Linked DNA regions of Homo sapiens: region 2 is linked to region 1. The links are chromatin contacts, found by POLR2A ChIA-PET in ENCODE. All regions are on one chromosome and are shown on one strand. The core of a region is the stretch at or near the end of the contact, and the rest is flanking DNA. Distances in the headings are between cores, read along the strand shown.

Region 1 (6,879 bases), core at 1,366-3,865:
CTTTTATTGTTCGCTGGACCAGCTCCTGTTCGTCGGACTGGCGCTGGCGTGGGAGGTTTGGCGAGAGGCGGTCTAGGCCGTTGCCCAGCCCGGGATCCTGCGTGCAGGCGCGCCCTCCACTCGCCCGCGCTCCCACCCAGGTGTCCGCGTGCGGGGATTAGGCGGCCCGCCGGGCTCCCGCCTCCTCCATCAGCCGCTAATGGGCCGTCCTCGGCCTGGCCCCCGCGCCATTGTGTGCGCGTGGGGGTGACGCCGGGTCTCCGCGGCGCGGTGGAGGGTGACCGCGCGCCGCTGCCACCCCGCTTCACACCTGCTCCCCGCCCCCAGCCCCGGCCGCGCTTCGTGTTCCCTCCCTCCCCGCGGGAGGGGTCTCAGCTGGGGCTGCAGTTGGTAAAGAGGCCGTGGAGAGGCCGGCGGCGGCCCGAGGAGGAGCCATAAATTTGGAGCAGATGCGGCCTGACAGTCACCCAGCCCGGGGAGGTGGGGGAGGGCTCTACGCCCCTCCCAGGCCGCGTCTTCTGGTTTGCAGCTGAGTTAGATGGATTCCAGGCCGAGGTGACCCGGGACTTTGGACACACGGAGCCTGTGCTCCTCACTCCCCCACCTCTGCCGGCCGCCCATTGTGTGCCCACGTGCAGGGAGAAGGAATAGGGGGCAGGGACATGTCTGCATTGGCTTATGATTTTCCCCCTAAAAAATGTCGTTTTCCAGCAGAGACTGTGACAAAGTCGGCCACCCTGGCTCTGAGCTGGCGCTTTTTGACAGCAGCCAGAGAAAAATATGGAAGATAGTAGAAGCAAGCTTCAGCTGTTCATTCTGCACTATTTTTTAAGTGCCTGTTTTGTGCTAGAAAGGTAAGGAGGCACAGGCATACAGGATGGGGAGATGGGAAAAGGTGGCGGAAAAAATACCAAGGACTAATACTTGCCATACTATAAGTATTGTGTGTACTGTAATTCTGCACATTAAATAGTATTTTCCTTTAGAAAGTGGCAGTTCCTCCAGCAGAGGAGGGAGCAGGGTGCAGTGTCTCGGGGGGTTGATGGAGTTCGCTCTCAATCCAGGTATCCCATCCACAAATATATGCGTGTCAGGGGTGCTTTCCGCGGATCTGGAAGGGAGTGAAAAGAGCTGGAGCTGCACCCAGGTGGGGTGGACACAGCCCTATTTATCTTATTTGCTCTGGGTACTGTAGGGATTCTTCTCTAGTGTCGCTTTAATTGAAGACTGAGTCTCCCATCTGAAGATCTTGTGACCAAGGGTGATTGGAGGGTCAGTGTCCACAAAGCTGGTGCTCAGTTGGCAAAAACCTCTGCCACCTCCCTTTGTGGCTGTTCTCTGCTCCCTCTAACACTCTGGGCTGGACTGGGTAACTAGATTGGCTTCTAGGACCCATTGCTTCTCCCCTTAGCTCCCACTCCGACAAGTCTCCCTGGTCTGTGCCCAGAGGATCACCCTAAGACTAGAGCAAGCTTGTGCAACCCACGGCCCATGGGCCGCATGCAGACCAGAACACCTTTGAATGCGGCCCAACACAAATTCATATATGTTCTTAAAACATGATGAGGTTTTTTGCAAAAAAAAAAATTTTTTAGCTAGTGTATTTTATGTGTGGCCCAAGACAATTCTTCTTCCAATGTGGCAGGGAAGCCGAAAGATTGGACACCCCTGGACTAGAGATTCACAGCTTGCATGAAAATCACCTGGAGGCCTTATTAACCCTGCCCTACAGTTTCTGATTCCTTTGATCTGGGGTACGGGCAGAGATATTGCATTTCTGAAAGTTTCCCAGGTGGTGACAGTGGTGATACTGGGGGCCACACTTTGAGAGTACTGGCCTACAAGGAAAGGAAAATAGGGGCAGGTGAAAAAAGGAAGGAGCTGAAGTCTTCAGTGCTGGAGGAGGTTACTGGAAGCTGAAGCTCTCCAGGGTACTTGGGTATCTTCACCCTCTGTGAGGGATCCATAGGCCAAATCCCCAAATAATTGTGGACATATTCCAGAATTCATATTCTAGTATTCGAGTGTGTGTGTGTGTGTGTGTGTGTGTGTGTGTTTCTGAAGACTTAGCACTCCCCCTAATGGCTTCAGATGATTCTGCACTCTCCTCAGCCTTTCAACGGGAAGCAAGAATTACTCTTATTTTCCCAGCCTAACTTGGTTATCCACTCCCATCTCTTTGTCACTGATGGAGCGGGGCATTGTCTTACACATTTGTTTACAAATTGAAGAGCATAGTTTTTTTTTACACAATAGTTTGTGTACTAATGAATGAATTAGTGCTATCTTTCCTCTTTAGGAGAACCTTGTTCTCCTAAAATCTACCTTAAGTCACATTTGAAGTGTTGTAGAACCACCTACCAGTGTTCTAAAACACTTCAAATGTGTTCATAGGGAATGAGTTCCAGATGGTTGCCTAAAAATTCTCCCCAAGGTGTCGGTGCCGTTGTCATCAGTTGGGAACTTTTGGCTGGCGGCAAGCACAACCCGAGTCAGAGGTTAAGGATGGATTTGCAAAGTGGAATTTTTAAGTGTGGTATATGGACAGATCAGATGAGAAAATCAAGTGGCATTTTATTTCTCACCACCAGGTGGCAGACCTAACCTCATTAATGAGAATCATCCCTAGACTTGAAGCCTGGCCTGAATTCTACTTTTTTCATATATGAGCCAGGGCAAAAGAGCTGTTTCTCTACTTAAATGACTCAGAAATTTGGGGTAGGGAGAACAATGCTTGAAAATATCTTTGTAGGCCGCGGTGGCTCACGCCTGTAATCCCAGCACTTTGGGAGGCCGAGGCGGGTGGATCACGAGGTCAGGAAATCGAGACCATCCTGGCTAACACGGTGAAACCCCGTCTCTACTAAAAATACAAAAAATTAGCCGGGTGTCGTGGCGGGCGCCTGTAGTCCCAGCTACTTGGCAGGCTGAGGCAGGAGAATGGCGTGAACCCGGGAGGCGGAGCTTTGCAGTGAGCCGAGATCGCGCCACTGCACTCCAGTCCGGGCAACAGAGCGAGACCCCGTCTCAAAAAAAAAAAAAAAAAAAAAGAAAATATCTTTGTAACTGCCGCCAATGTACTTGAGTAATCCCTTGAGCTTCCTGATCCGTGAGGAAGGGCTCGCTGATACTTTTTTTTCCTTCTGGAAAGAGGGAAAACATATGGATGTAACAAAATGGGTTACTTAAGAAAAATGTAAGCGATCTAACTTCTAACCAGAGGTTTCTGCCAGGGCATAAACACATGGCAGCCCTAAACAGCTTTGCAGGCACATGGCTTCCTTCACTTCCAGCCCGTCTGGCAGGCACCCTCTTAATTCCTACCAACTTAATTCCTACCACCCGAGTTCTTTGTTCTGTCGCCCATATTGAAGTTTCCTCAAACTAAAAATGAAAGCTTTATTATAATTCTGGAATCTACTCAGGGCCTTCTTAACTAAATTCTAACTTGCAGTATACGGACATGTAGTTGATCTCTCCTTTATCCCAAATGATCTTGACCCTCAGATCATAGTCAACGTATAAATTAAATTCAACCTAAATTATATAACTATAGCAAGGGTTACACACACACAGCAAGAATGCAGGACGGGCGCGGTGGCTCATGACTGTAATCTCAGCACTTTGGGAGGTCAAGGTTGGCGGATCACCTTAGATCAAGAGTTCAAGACCAGCCTGGCCAACATGGCAAAACTCCATCACTACTAAAAATATAAAACTTAGCCAGGTGTGGTGGCGTGTGCCTGTAGCCCCAGTTCTCAAGAGGCTGAGACACGAGAATCTGCTTGGGAACCTGGGAACCTTGAACCTGGAAGGCTGAGATTGTAGTGAGCCAAGACTGCACCACTGCACTCCAGCCTGGGCAACAGAGCGAGACTCTGTCTAGAAAAAATAATAATTATATATATATATATATCTTACAGGAGGGGTCAATGAATGTTTTGGGAGAAGGGCAGTGAAGATTTCTGTTCTACACACCTTTCTCATCTCAGGGCTATATTACAGCAGATTCTGACAGTATAGTAGCTTTCTTCACAATGTCAAGATCAGAGCAGATCTATACCTTACATAGAAGACAGAAAATTGACTATACCAACATCAGGTCCTCCAGCATAGGTGGGACATTACCTTTTCAGCCTGCAGGGCTTAGTACTTCTTTCAGCTGATCGGCTTCAGGCCTCTTCCTCATTTTGGAAAGGGCAAATCTCAGGTGCACACTGAAAATCTTAGACTAAGTAGCCTGGTACAGTGGCTCACGCCTGTAATCCCAGCACTTTGGGAGGCCGAGGAGGGTGGATCACGAGGTCAAGAGATCGAGAACATCCTGGCCAACATGGTGAAACCCTGTCTCTACTAAAAATACAAAAATTAGCCAGGCGTGGTGACATGCACCTGTACTCCCAGCTATTCGGGAGGCTGAGGCAGGAGAATCGCTTGAACCCAGGAGGCGGAAGCTGCAGTGAGCCAAGATCATGCCACTGCACTCCAGCCTGACGGCAGAGCCAGACTCCGTCTCACAAAAAAAAAAAAAGAAAATCTTAGACTAAGTAAAACCCTCCAGCCCAGAGTGCTTCTCTGCATTGGGCAATTCACTCTCACTGCCAGAGCTCCCTTATACACTTTAAATGCTTATAAATACACTAACAGACAGAGCCTATGGGAAACAATATAAGAGGATTGGATAGTAAGTATTTGGTTTTTTCTATGTAGTTTGTTAACAGAATCAGTCAAAATATATTTATGGAATGCCCACAGGCTACATAGCATGGTACTTCACCCTTCATTGAAAATCCATTAAAACAATTACTGGGTCATGCCTGGAAACTTTTTTCACAAAGGAATTTTCTTTAGTTGCTGGGTTGACAGGAACTAATTTGAGATGCAAAACTAACAACCCCATTTGAACTAGCAAGCCCTTATGTAAACCACTACAAGTGATATGTTTGAATTTATTCGCACCTGTGCCTGTATATATGGACTTAAAAGCTAAAGATATCGTGGTATTAATATGCATATAAGGGAAGGAGAGTTTTAAAAGTTAGTGAATCATCTTCCACTAATGCTTGGTAAATGTTTACCAAGAAGGTTGTGCCCTGGTTATAGGCCGGTAATGACCACCAATAAATAAAACTGTTTTCACCTCTATAACAGTTATGGAATGTCATTCCTTCTTGCCTTTCATACCAGGAAAACTAGGCTGAAGAAAAAAATCACTTCTTTTTAATCAAGGCAAAAACAGACTCACCCAACCAAAAACCAACCCTTGGTATTTGAAATTAGTTTATTAACATAGGGAGATTTCATATTTTTTTATTGTTTTCTCCCACCACTAACTTTAAGACTTTAACAACCTTTATTAGAATACACACACAGCTATATATATATATTTGGTTCTGTCTTCTCTAAATCATTTGTTTAACAAGGAATTTTTTTACTTAAGGCACTGGTATAGAAAATGTACCCCATTTCTTGCATATCTTGCATGTTATGGGGTCTTGTTAAGTGTTTCCAAGTTTGGTGGAATCACCACCATTTCTACCCCTGGTCCATATTTTTAGTTCCAGATCTTCTCTGCAACCACTATCCCAGTCCAAAACCCTCTACTGTATTCGCTGTCTTCTTAGTGCGGAGGAGAAAGAAAGAGCAGGGTTGGGCAGAGGGTCTTATTCTGCCTTAAAAGAAGGTTATACTTTCTGTCAAAGGATAGAACTCTGACTGACTTAACGAAAAATACAGTAGTATAAGTTTAGACCCAAGGTCAGATAGTCCTGGGGCTAAAGCTCAGATCCATCACTTAGCAATTATGTGATTTGCTGCAAGTCACCTAACTTCTCTGAGCCAAGGCTGCCCTTCTCACTTGTAAAGTGAAGCTTAAATAAGATAATACATATGAAAGGCTGGGTGTGGCAGTTGCACCTTAGTCCTTGCACTTTGGGAAGCCAAGGCCTGTGGAGCCCTTGAGCTCAGGAGTTCAAGATCAGCCTAAGCAACATGGCAGTAAGCTGTCTCTACAAAAAATACAAAAATATGCTGGCTGTGGTGGCATGTGCCTGTATTCCTAGCTACTTGGGAGGCTGAGGTCAGGAGTTCAAGACTAGCCTGAGCAACATAGTAACAACCCGTCTCTACAAAAAATACAAATATGCTGGTCATGGTAGTGCATGCCTGTAATCCCAGCTATTCAGGAGGCTGAGGTGGGAGGATCGCTTAAGCCCTGCAGATTGAGGCTACAGTGAGCTGTGTTAGTGCCACTGCACTCCAGCCTGGGAGATAGAGTGAGACCCTGTCTCAAAAAGAAAAAAAAAATGCACATGAAATGCTTAATGTCTGCCCTACTACAATGCATCAGAGAATAGAAGTTATTAGTATCTACCGGACCCAAACCTCTGTGAGAATAGAAGCTTGCTTCACTTCTGTTGCTTTGGGCAAAACTTCACCTGTGATCAAGAGAGTATGTGTGTGTGATACTGTGAAATATATATTTGGTCTTCTCCTGTCTCCTGACATATAGCTTCCCAAACCCTTGGAATCTCTAAAGCAACAGGAGTCTTTTGTATGCTAATGAGGTAAATGGTGGCCCAGCCATGATTAGAGGGCTGGGACTTTCAGCCCCACCCTCCAACCTCTGGGGAAGGGAAAGGATCTGAAGTTTGGGTTGGTCACCAGTGGTCAATGATATAATTATTCATGCCTACATAATGAAGCTTCCATGAAAACCCAAAAGGACAGAGTCTGGGGAGCTTCCAGATAGCTGAACACATGGAGGTGCCTGGAGGGTGGTGCCCTGGAGAGGGCATGGGAGCTCCGCACCCCTTCCCTGTGCATCTCTTCCAGCTGGCTCTTGATCTGTGTCCTTTGTAACATCCTTGTAATAAATGG
Region 2 (6,879 bases), core at 2,820-5,319, 460 kb before region 1:
CTGCCTGGGAATGTGGCAGGGGGGCTGGGGCTGTGACCAGAAGCTTGGAGACTGGGCCCAGTGCTGGCTCTGCCAGCAATTAGCTGTGTGGCCCCAGGCACATTCCTCAGCCTGTACCCCCGTTTGCTCATCTGCAAAAGTGAGGGTGACGTAACACTTGCCTGCATCCCTTCAGGGTGGTTGGAGGCCATAAGAAAAATAAATGTGAAAAGGCTATGAAAATTGAAAAGCAAAATTCAAAAGTATGAGATTTAGGTTATGTTTATTTCTGTGGCCTGGGGTCCCAGCTGCAGGTCAGGTTTTGGAGGGTACGGAGACACAGTGGTCTGTGTGATGGGAATTTTCCCACCTGGCTCTCAGCACCCAGCATGGGAACAGCAAGAAGAGCTCCTGGGGACATGGAGGAATAGAGGCACTGTGGCTTCTGGCCTTCTAGAGGGCTGGGGCTGCTGGGGCCCTAAGCTCTCAGGAAGCAAAAGGAAGAACAGACTAGCCATGAGATGGTCCACTGTGTGGAGCAGCGAGCTAGGGTGGAGCTGCACACCACTGCACTGGCTGGTTCTGCCGCCTCCAAGGATTCTCCCAGCTCAGGTATTGCCTGACTTTTCTCTGCCCTCCGAGGCTGTAGTGGGAAAAGACGTGGAGAGGGCATGGAGGAGGGAACACGGCACCTCCCTTTGAGGGGTGTCCAGCCAGAAGAGGCAAAACTGGGTGCTCAGGGCTGGCGGCAGGGCCTGCTCTCTGCTTTCCCGTTAGGTATGGGATGCACGTGGGGCTGATGACTCCTGGCAACAGGGTGGGATTGGGGACAGCCTTGTTTTAAACACCCCCAATACTCTGGAGGGCCTGACTCAATCCCCTTGGCTGCATGGCCCCACCAGTACATGGGGGTGGCCGAGAGCTTCCTGACAGCCAGAGGCTGGCTTCCTCTCTAGAAGCCTGTGAGTCCAGCAGCAGGTGAGCTGGGCCAGCCGGCTAAAGGCTGTGAGGGGTAGTGTGCAGCCCGAAGGTGGGAAATTGCACCCATCAGCATCAGAGGAGAGTGTGCATAGCAGATCGTGGACTAGACGTGGCCTCAGTCACTCACTTGATTGTCAGGGGCTGGTCAGATCATGGCTGGTCAGTGCATGGCTGGAGAGGAAGCTCCTGTCCTCTCCACCTCTCCAGGCCCAACTTCTAGGTCCAGGCTGAATGTGGCCTTTCAATTTACATCACCTGCTCTGTTCTCTTTGCCTGCGATGCTGCAGCTCCCATCCTCTGTGGGAGTCCACTCATCCTTCCAGGCCCCACCCAGATGTCCCCTTCTCTGTGAGGCCTCTCTGGACCTCCTCCAGGCAGCATAGCCCCTCCATGGACTCAGGATTCTCCAGGCAGCTGGCGAACTGCGTCTGAGATGCCATGGCCACTCTTAGCCCCAGTCAGACAAGCACTGGCCCTGAACTCCTTGCAGCGATGCTCTCGCTAACACACACTGGGATCTCCAGAGGGACCATGCCCCGAACTTTGCACACAGTAGGTGCCTAGTAAATGTTGGCCAAAATGACTGAGTCTGGGCAAATGTATAAGAGCACGCTTTCCCTGGCTTAAATTACATCTGCAAAATCAACACCCAGAAAGGGAGAATTAGAAAGATGGCTTTGCCTCTGGAAGGTTGTCCTAGAAAATCACTTCTGTCTCCTCTCCACTGGCCTGGCACCACCTGCCTTGTGCCCAAGCTGAGTCCACCAAACCCAAACTGTTCTTTTTTATTTTTTATTTTTAATGAAACAATAGATGATCTTTTGACATTTCCAGGGCTGTTTGGAAGAAGGAAAGATAATATGTAACAAATTCATATACTTGCGTGTGTTTCTTGGCTCTGGCAGCTAAAATTTCCATCTCTTTATGCAGGAGTCCTGGGGAGCTGAAATCCTTGATAATGCCAAACAATTCAACACTTTATTCTCTCTTTACTCTGTCTGCACCACGGAAAAATATCGATTTGATGCTGCCAGCTGTGGGAAGTGAAATCAGATACTACACTCTTTCTTGCAAGCAGAAGAAGTCTACCCTGCTTGGGAGGCCCTGTCTCTACCCAAGAGTCTTTGGGTAGAGTCCTATCCAAGGCAAAGGACAGCCTGGCTTTAGTTGCCCCCGGGGCATATGGGCTGGAGGATCTCGAACACCTGAGGTGTCCAGGGTGGGCCCAGATAGTTTCTGTCTGTCCTTCTGTCCCTACTGCCTGGAGTCCTTTCCTAGGCAGTCCCAGCAGTGGATTGGCAGCATCTGATCTGAGCTCCAAACAGCGCTCCCTGAACCAGAGCCAGCCCAGAGCCCTGGAAGTTAGCAGAGCCAGTGACACCTTCAAGCTCACATTCTCAACTTGTACAGCACATTTTGGCCTGGGGCTGAGATAAGCATCTATTATCAGCACTTTCATTTCCTGGAGGAGGGGACGAGGATAGAGCACAAGACTTGCCCAGGGCCACACACTGCAATCTCGCTAGAGCTTAAGACCTCCTCTCCTGACACCTAGGCCAGAAGTGTATTCATTTGTCCATCCATCCTCTGAGTCATCTAAAAAATATTAAATGCCTGCAACATGCCAAGTAGTGTGTTCTGGCTCCAAGTAGCTTTTCCTGAGTCTGGAAGCTTAGCTTTCAGGTTTCCCTATAGAGGAAAAAATGCAGGGCCCTGCCTGTTGGGATCTGGGGAGAGTTTATTGGGATAAACAGTACGTAGTTTCAGAAGCAGGTATTTTCAACTTTCCCTCCCTCCCCTCTCCTGCACCCGACTCTCTCTCTGTCTCTCTGTCTCTTTGTTTCTCTGTCTCTCTCTGTTTCTGTCTCTGTCTCTCTCTTTCTGTCTCTCTCTGTCTCTCTGTCTCTCTTTTTCTCTCTCTCTGTGCACGCACACACCTTTCCTCCTTTTCATGTAATGGTGATTAAGAGCCTGGGCTTGGGAACCAAAATGCCAGGGCTTAAATCTTGGTTCTGTTGCTTGCCAGCTGGAGAACTGTGGGAAGCTGCTTAACCTCTCTCTGCCTCAATGGCCTCATCTGTAAAATGGGGATACTAATATCCCTAGAGAGGATTAAATAGAGTAATACATGTAATGTGTTTAGCACAGTGCCAGGCACAGTATTCAAAAACTGCCAGCTGCTATTGCTATTATTAGTAGTAGTAGTGGTCATTGCCTGGTAGGGAGGGGTCAAAACAGAGATAAAGAGGGTAGAAAAAGAGAAGTCTGCAGCCTTAGGCTCGGCCACCTTTGCTCTTTCAAAAGCAGACTCTCCAAAGAAGCCACTCCAAAATCAGGATGGGAGCCCTCATTTCAGCTCCTTGGTCCCCTCTCCAACCGCTCACACGGCCCCGAAGGCCAGACAGGTGCAGGATGCTGGTTGACAGGCCGGTGACTCCACCCCTGGACAACCAACCAGGGCTAACCATGTGCCAACCATTTGTGGAGAAGGAGAGTCATCCTCCCACAGGCCTAAGGCTCACCTTCTATCAAGCACAGCCCTGTCGTGAGGGGCAGCAGACAGGGTGTCTCAGAAACAGACGGTGAGATGGGGAAGAGACCAGGCTGCTTTTGGTTTGTTCCACAGCTTTTGGGAAGCCCCACGGTCGCTTCTGGCTCAGAACCGAGGCTCAGGAAAGCAGAGCAGCCCGGTGGGGGGATGCGAGGGGATCCAGCCATATCCCCAACGCTCACCCTCTCCAAATCGGGTAAGAAGGAGGACCCCAGGAAAACGACTTCAGGCATCTACCAGCACAGTTTGTGAAACACTTCCACATCCTTTAATTTTTCCCAACAATCTTTGAGACCAACATGGCAGATATAATTAACCCCATTTAACCAACAAGTATGTTGAGGCTCAGAGATGCTAATGGATTGTCTAAGGTCAGGAGTAGTGGCACTGCCAGTGCCCAAACCCACCTCTCCTGATGCCCAGCAGAGCACAGCTTCCTCTGTCACCCCGCCCTTCCCTGGCCTCAGTCAGCTCTCCATTTCTCCACCGAGACAGCTGAGAGGCTCATGTAGCTGGCTCCTCGTCTTGTGCCCAGGGAGGGGAAGCAGGCAACCAGAGTTACGCACTCAGACTACAGCTGGGTTTAGAGTGTGACCTAGTTTGGATGTTTGTCCCCTCCAAATCTCATGCTGAAATGTGACCCCAGTGTCGGAGGTGGGGCTGGGCGGGAGGTGTTCAGATCGTGGAGGTGGGTTCCTCATGAACGGCTTGGTGCTCTCCCCATGGGAATGAGTGAGTTTCTTGCTCTGGTAGTTCACTCAAGAGCTGCTTGTGTAAAAGTGTGTGGCACCTCCCTGATCTCTCTTGCTCCTGCTCTTGCCAGGTGACATGCCTGCTCCCCCTTTGCCTTCCACCAAGAGTAAAAGCTCCCAGAGGCCTCCCCAAACCCGAGAAGATGCTGGCACCATGCTTGTACAGCCTGCAGAACTGTGAGCCAAATACACCTCTTTCTTTATAAATTACCCAGCCTTAGGTACTTCTCGATGGCAATGCAAGAATAGCCTAACACAGGGCTTGATCTGGAGAAAGGTGACAGGTGTCTCTTGGCCTCCTGACATGATAACCAATGGTCAGGTAAGAACAAGAAAGAGGCGAAGAAGGCCTGCCCTACAAGTGTGCCACAGGAGTTGCGGAGACCCCGGGAATACGTCAAGGTCACGAGCCAAAGTCTGAGGCCACTGTTTGGCTTCTTCTGACAGCCTTGCACTGTAGGCTTCATTCATTCATTCATCCATCCATCCATCAATTCATTCATTCATTCATCCCAAGTATTTGTCTGGTCCCTGGTACTGTGCTAAGGGCTGGCCTTTCAGCGGCTCAGAACTGGGGGCCTGGAGGCCTGTCTATGCACAGCTCAGGCTAAATAAATGCTCCTGGGGAGCTGAGGGAACACAGAGGGAGGCTGAGTTTCTACTTCACCCACCCCAGAGTCAGGGCTGTTGCTTTGGAGCTCAGTCCAGTTTTAGAAAGCCCTCCACTCTGGTGGCCAGGCCGAGGGGTGAGCCAGCCCAGGTGTTCAGGGAGGGAGCAGGTAAGCCTCCTGCAAACCTGTGACAAACGCGCCGCTTCCAGGGTATCCTGTGTGGGCCTCTATCCCTGGTGACGCATACACAAGGTGGTCCACAAAGTTGTCACTCAGTGGGATGCCTGAATTTTCCAGGTCTCCCAGTGCCCAGCTTTAAGAGCATCCTATGCAAGGCCCTTCATCTACCCCTGTCTGAACCTCCACAGCCCCAGGGGTAACCAACAGCCTCTGCCTGTTTCCTTAACGCCACCTTCTGAGGGACCCAGAGCTCTCACTCCAGCTTATTCAGCCTGGCCTACTCAACCGACTGCTTGCCCAGTGCCCTCACTGTGCCTGGGTCCTCCCAAGCTCTGAAAGTCCTCTTTTCCTCTCTGGCACAGGCTCAGTTTGGGCCATCAGTTGTATATTCATTGTTCATTATATGACAGGTCCCAGGATGTCACCCACCAGCAAGAACAAAGGTGATTAAGACTGTCCTCAGAAGGGTTATGGTTTGCAGGGAGTTATGGAAATGTGACAATGAGCTAATCTATGGGAAGGGTGATATGGGGCTCAAAGATGGGCACCAGGCTCATCCTGGCGAGGAGATGACGCTGAGCTGAGCCTCAAGGAATAAAAATAGTGTGCGGGGAGAGAGACTGTGTTCCAGACAGAGGAAACAGCATTTTCAAGGGCAGGAAATAGCATAATGCATGCAGGATGTAATGAGAAGTCTGTGTTTATGACGAAGGGCTGGCCATAGATGAGGCTGGTGAGGAAGGTGGAGGACCCATACACCAGGTACGAGAGCTTAGTCTTCATCCTTCCAGGAACAGCCAATTTCCTTAAGTGCACAACACTCATTTGCAAAGAGTCATCGCAAATGTCACCTCCTCCAGGAAGCCTTCTCTGACTTCTCCAGAATGAAGCACTTTCCTACTCATGCTGTCAGACTAATGAGTTCCTACTTCTAGTATACCGCACATGGCTCTAAGCTTTTGTTTAAACTGCTGTTGCCACCACTAGACTGGAGATCAAGAATTATTTTCTATTCAATTGTAGATCCCCAGAAATTAGCAGAAGGCCTGGCATACTCAGGTGGTGAATAAATATTTTATGGATCAGTGAATGAGAACAAATTGAGGTCAAATGATCTACTCACTCCCTGCTATCTGCCTCCATTCTGAACTCTCAGTTTAAATATGTAAATATTGATCTATGTCTCTATTTATTAGTTTTCTCATCTGTATAATGGGAAGAATAATACTCTATGGATCGTTGTGAAAAGTAAATGACATAAGTGCAGATGCTACGGCACAACTTAGCATGTAAGCGTCCTGTAAATGTTAGTTTCTTTTCTCTTTCAATTAACTCATATTTATTCATCACCTGCTATGTGCCAGGCATTGTTGTAGGTACTGGGTTTAAAGCAGTGAACAAAACAAATTCCCTGTCTTCATAGGACAACTTCTCGTTGGGTGAGATAGATAATAAACCGCTGAGCGCCATGGCTCGCCCCTGTAATTCCAGCACTTTGGGAGGCCGAGGTGGGTGGATCACATGATCAAGAGATCAAGACCATCCTGGCTAACATGGTGAAACCCCGTCTCTACTAAAAATACAAAAATTATCTGGGCTTGGTGGCGCACACCTGTAGTCCCAGCTACTTGGGAGGCTGAAGCAGGAGAATCGCTTGAACCCAGGAGACAGAGGTTGCAGTGAGGCAAGATTGCGCCATTGCACTCCAGCCTGGCAACAGAGCGAGACTCTGTCTCCAAAAATAAAAATAAATAAATAAATAAGTACCTGCATAGCATGCTGGATGGAGATGAGACGCATGGAGAAAAATAAGCCAGAATTAAAA

What was found. ChIA-PET counts read pairs that join two places held with the same protein, here RNA polymerase II (POLR2A).
Region 2: POLR2A ChIA-PET joins it to region 1 with 13 read pairs in A673. The contact joins two enhancer-like sites. POLR2A ChIA-PET finds 5 or more read pairs at or near these places in 2 of 52 experiments (A673 and MCF 10A).

Annotation. Positions count from the first base shown.
Region 1 is chr11:124,832,872-124,839,750 of GRCh38, reverse strand. MSANTD2-AS1 (MSANTD2 antisense RNA 1) reads right to left here. Exons shown (of 5, transcript NR_103862.1): 5 at 5,264-6,865. Among named protein-coding and RNA genes, the nearest start is that of ROBO3, 29 kb to the left of the region's middle. Within about 2 kb of position 2,615, at least 16 of the 41 ENCODE cell types and tissues checked have a DNase peak (open chromatin) inside an H3K27ac peak, as active enhancers do.
Region 2 is chr11:125,296,566-125,303,444 of GRCh38, reverse strand. All of the region lies in intron 2 of PKNOX2 (PBX/knotted 1 homeobox 2), which reads right to left. Among named protein-coding and RNA genes, the nearest start is that of PKNOX2-AS1, 33 kb to the right of the region's middle. Within about 2 kb of position 4,069, at least 3 of the 41 ENCODE cell types and tissues checked have a DNase peak (open chromatin) inside an H3K27ac peak, as active enhancers do.